Regions from separate parts of the Homo sapiens genome. Here region 1 is linked to region 2. Evidence: chromatin loops called from intact Hi-C (ENCODE). Cell type or tissue: GM12878. All regions are shown on one strand.

Evidence for each region. Peaks named below come from ENCODE experiments on the same cell type or tissue, not always from the same donor. Only the 100,000 strongest peaks of a DNase experiment are listed, where the experiment ranks them.
Region 1: a loop joins it to region 2, with 2.5 times the contacts of the local background. A loop is called at or near these places in 2 of 110 quality-filtered maps.

The regions. Positions count from the first base shown.
Region 1 is chr16:9,839,917-9,842,416 of GRCh38, forward strand. It overlaps GRIN2A (glutamate ionotropic receptor NMDA type subunit 2A), which reads right to left. Exons shown (of 13, transcript NM_001134407.3): 6 at 1,020-1,188; 7 at 731-884. Among named protein-coding and RNA genes, the nearest start is that of GRIN2A, 340 kb to the right of the region's middle. In GM12878, no CTCF peak of the experiment used is centred here; DNase peaks (open chromatin) are centred at 1,255 and 1,645; H3K4me3 peaks cover 494 bases; H3K27ac peaks cover 2,007 bases.
Region 2 is chr16:9,906,322-9,908,821 of GRCh38, forward strand. All of the region lies in intron 3 of GRIN2A (glutamate ionotropic receptor NMDA type subunit 2A), which reads right to left. Among named protein-coding and RNA genes, the nearest start is that of GRIN2A, 270 kb to the right of the region's middle. In GM12878, no CTCF peak of the experiment used is centred here; no DNase peak of the experiment used is centred here; H3K27ac peaks cover 805 bases.

The DNA of each region.
Region 1 (2,500 bases), 66 kb before region 2:
GAGTTTGATATCAGTCTGGCCAACATGGCGAAACCCCATCTCTACACAAAAATTAGCCAGGCATGGTGGTGGGCACCTATAATCCCAGCTACTGGGGAGGCTGAGGTGGGAGAATTGCTTGAACCCAGGAGGCAGAGGCCGCAGTAAGCCAAGATCATAACACTGCACTCAAGCCTGGGCAGCAGAGCTAGACTCCATCTCAAAAAAATAAACTGTCTGAGATTGGGTAAATTTATAAAGGAAAGAGATTTAATTGACTCACAGTTCCACATGGCTGGGGAGTCCCCAGGAAACTTACAATCATGGCAGAAGAGGAAGCAGACACGTCTTACATGGCGGCATGTGAGAGAAGTGAAGCGAAGGGGGAAGAGCCCCTTATTAAACCCCTTATAATAATAATAATATAATGAGAGCCCCTTATTAAACCGTCAGATCTCATGAGAACTCACTCATTATCACAAGAACAGAAGGGGAGAAACCATCCCCATGATCCCGTCACCTCCCATCAGGTCTCTCCCTCAACAGCTGGGGATTACAATTCAAGATGAAATTTGGGTGGGGACCCAAAGCCTAACCCTTTCATAGGATAATTCAAATGCAGCATCCTCTGAAATATGCTGCCATGGCCAAACAGAGCTAAACAAGTTCCTTTCTGGTCCCATCCTCTGAGCAAACAAGATTTCCTACAATTCCTTATAGGAAAGCAATAGTCACTATGAAATTCACACACCTAGAAAAGCAGAAGGTGAGACGGTGCCATTACTTCTTGAAACCATGACACTGATTCCCGTTTCCACAAAGGGCACAGAGAAGTCCACCACTTCAGAACGTTCCTCATTGATGGTGAGCGAGCCAACTGCCATGACTGCCCGTTGATAGACCACCTGGATGCAAGGCAAAAAAAAAAAAAAAAAAAAGAGAGAGAGAGAACAACAGTACTTTACTTTTCCTGCTAACATTCCTGAGGACTGCAGGCCCTTTGTCTGAGTAAGAGCCTAGGGGATGAAAAGATAACTTACTTCACCGATCATTCCATTCCACACATTGTTAACTTTCTTGCCATGCTTCCCATTGGTCACCAGATAGAGGTCGTAAGTAAACTTCACAGTTCTGGAAAGCTTCTTCAGAATATCAATGCAGAACCCCTTGCAGCATTTCTTCACATTCATCCCCTCATTGGTTGAATTGCTGTAAAGAAAAACCCCAAGACCACAGAATGTTAGCACTGGAAGGTTTGTTCACAATCATTAGCTGTACTCTTCTCCTATTTTTCAGATGAGTAAACTGAAGTTTAAAAGGGGAAGTGGCTTTCCCAAGGACACACTGTGAGTACATGACAGCAAAAGCAGAAAGTGTCCTTAATTATAGCAGTTATCATGACAAGAACTAACACTTATTGAGTAATTACTATTTGCTAAGCACTATCCTAAAGGCTTCATACTAATTGTTGAATTAATCTTCATGACATTTTCTGAATTAGTTGATATTTGTACACCCATTAAACAGGTAAAAATTACCAACTCTTAAATTTTTAAGAGTTTATAACATACACAACTTTAGACTAGAGTTTAGTCATCAGATCTAAACTGAGTCATAAAAACTTACTAGAGAATGGAAGAGAGGAGGATGTGAAATTCTCAGAGAAAGCAAGGTTTTGCTTCATTCTATAATTACAGAGGCTTGAAACCAAAGGGGAGAAGTGAAGGTACCCAGACAACACCTCAGCCAAGAATCAGGAGACCTGGGTTCTATTCCATGCCTGATTTTGTGCACTGAACTTCTCTTGATAGAGCCAAATGTTACATGAGGGCTCATTAATAACATCTTCCCTACCTACCTATGTGACATGTAGTATAAAAGGAGACACTTCTAAAAGCAAGGTCCTTGATCAGGTAAAGACCCCATTAAAATTTAAACTATCTTAAAGGCTATTGTATACTCTACCAAGGCTACACTTACTGTTTTGTACCAGCCACCTTGCTGTATTCACCTGAACAAGACATATTCAAAGGACACCCAGGCAAACCAGAAAAATACCTTTAAAAAGAAAGGAGGCCGGGTATGGTGGCTCACACCTATAATCCCAGCACTTTCGGAGGCTGTGGCGGGTGAACACCTGAGGTCAGGAGTTCAAGACCAGCTTGGCCAGCATGGCGAAACCCTGTCTCTACTAAAAATACAAAAATTAGCCAGGCATGGTGGCAGGCACCTGTAGTTCCAGATACTCAGGAGGCTGAGGCATAAGAATCACTTGAACCCAGGAGGCGGGGGCTGCAGTGAGCCAATATCATGCCGTTGTACTCAAGCCTGGGTGACAAGAGTGAAACTCTGTCTCCAAAAAAAAAAGAAAAAAGAAAAGAAAGAAAGGAAACACTGGTCTATCCAACGGATAGCAAAAAGTACTTAGACAATTCACATAAGATCAAAGCCTTTCTTCTGGGCAATATGCTTGATTAATGGACATCCCATTAGCTCAACCCTGTCTTTGAGTTATGCATTT
Region 2 (2,500 bases):
CCACTCATGGTATCCCAGTAAAGTCTTGTGATTTTCCACTTCTTAGCTTTTGTTCCTACACCTCCCTCCACTGGAAATGCAGTCATAGCTGTTGTTTCTGGTTACTTTCATTTCCTGATAATAGATCTTCCCCCACGAACCCTGGAGGGCATCTCTGGCCACAGAGATTGGTTCAGGGATCGGTACGTGACTCAATCTCATTCAAACACATTTCTTCTCTGGGAATTTTTTATTGCAACTAGAAGGGATCACTGTCTTTCTGGATTAAAAAAGTATGTGAATCAATACTTAGTTTAGATGAGTTCATTCCCTATCTCCTGGAGGCAAACAACTCACCTTAACAGGGAGAAATATGGAAAGGAGAGGAAGACCTGAAGACACCGTTTGAGCCTGGATCTAGACACGCAAGATAACAAGTCCATCCTTTCTAGTTGAATGGACCAATAAATCATTTTGCACTTTTTTGTGCCTAAGTTAACAAGAATTTACTTTCTCTCAGTGAAAATCACAAATTTTTGTTTTTGTTTTGTTTTGTTTTCAAGATAGGGTCTTGCTGTGTTGCCCAGGCTGGAGTGCAGTGGCACAATCACAGCTCACTGCGGCCTCAACCTCCGGGGCTCAAGTGATCCTCCTACCTCAGCCTCCTTAGTAGCTAGGTAATTTCTGTATTTCTTGTAGACAGGGTTTCACCACATTGCTCAGGCTGGTCATGAACCCTTGGACTCGAGCAATCTGCCCACCTTGGCCTCCCAAAGTGCTGGGATTACAGGCATGAATCACGATGCCTGACCACAAAAGTCTTGTTTTTCTATTCAGCCATCGAAGGACATTTAGGTGTTTTACAGTTTGGGGCAATTATGAAAAGAGATTATAAACATTTGTGCACAGGTTTTTGTGTGACCATAGGTTAAATACCTAAGAGTGAGATCGTTGTATGGATAAACAATGAAATACAATATGGGAATACAAACAATGAATTATAGAAACACAGAACAGCTTGAATGAATTGCAGAGGCATTCTACTGATTGACGGAAGTGACCCTCAGAAGGTTACACACTGTATGATTCTATCTTATATGACATTCTCCGAAACCCAAAACTACAGACACAGAGAAGAGATCAGTGATTGTGTGACTAGAGCAGAAAGTGTGGCTGTAAGTAGACATGTAAGGGATTTTGGGGGCTGGTGTGATGGAACGGCTCTGAATCCTGATTGCAGTCATGATTATACGAATCTGTGTGCCAAGAATCATACAGTCATGCCTCCAACAGTCAATTTTACTAGATATTATTTTTAAAAATAAAATTTAAAATTTTCATTAAAAAATAAAAGAAAATAAAGCAAAATCACAAGTCTCATTTAAATACAAAGATCTGTCTCGCCTAAATATTCACATGTTCAAATCCTCCAAAACTGAGCAGAGAGTCCACCTTTTCCCAAAAGGCTCACTGAGCTTCCAGCCTCCACTCCCTCCTCAAAACTCCCCTCACTTCCTCTGCAGCTCCATTTCCACCTTAGAGTTTTTCAAACACATACATTCTCTTCTTTGCTGGAGGGTAAGCTCCCGGGAAACAGGGATCATGTCTGAGCCCTCGCTGCGTGCCCTCACCCCTGCACAGTGTCTGGCATGTGGTAGGCGGTCAGTGACCATTTGCTGAATGAGCAGGAGCAGATTTTCATCTGGCCGGAGCTGGAGTCCTGAGCAGCGTTGAGAATGTCCCGGTGTGCTGGATGGCATGTGAGAACCATCAGGACAGAGTTCACTGTATTCTGGCCTAAATAGAGGTCTGAACTCTGCCGGGCCTCATAATGAAACTTGACAGCACTATGTACATTAGCAGTAATAATGTTTCACACCCGGACATGGATTTCTGGTGTGGAAATGTGTCCCCTAAAAGACTAAGCTCTGCAAGTCCCAGTCACTGCTCTGATATTCATATCTTCATCCATAATTGCAAGGTCACCCTCTTGGTGGGAGAAGAGAATGATGTGTTTACCACCTAAAGGGCAAAGGAACTGCTGGGTGGAGGAGGAGTTTTGTTTTGTTTTGTTTTGTTTTTCTGTATAAATGGTAAAAAGAATATAGCTTTTTTTTCTTTTTACTATAGTCCTTCTTCCAGTTTTTTTTCCCAAATAGCTATAAAGGGTTAATCTTACAACTACAGAGAAATAATTGTGGGGAGAGTAGGAGGAAGAGAAAGAGGGAACAAAGGAGGAGAAAGAGGAAAAGAAGAGAAGTCAAAGAGAAGAAAACCCAGGGGAAGAAGGAGAAGAAGAAGACAGACCAACAGGAGAGTAAAGGGAGAAGTGTGGGAAAAGGAAAAGGGCTGTTTTCTTACACTTGATAATGAAACAAAATGGAGTTTGAAGCCCAGCAGAGCCCTTCAGGAAAGCTGGCCAGGGCTGTGTGGGAGGAGATCCTCACGTCAGTACGATGAGAGCAAGAGAGAGTGGCAAGATGGATTGCGTCCAGAGCTGGGCGAGCAGCAAACAGGAAGG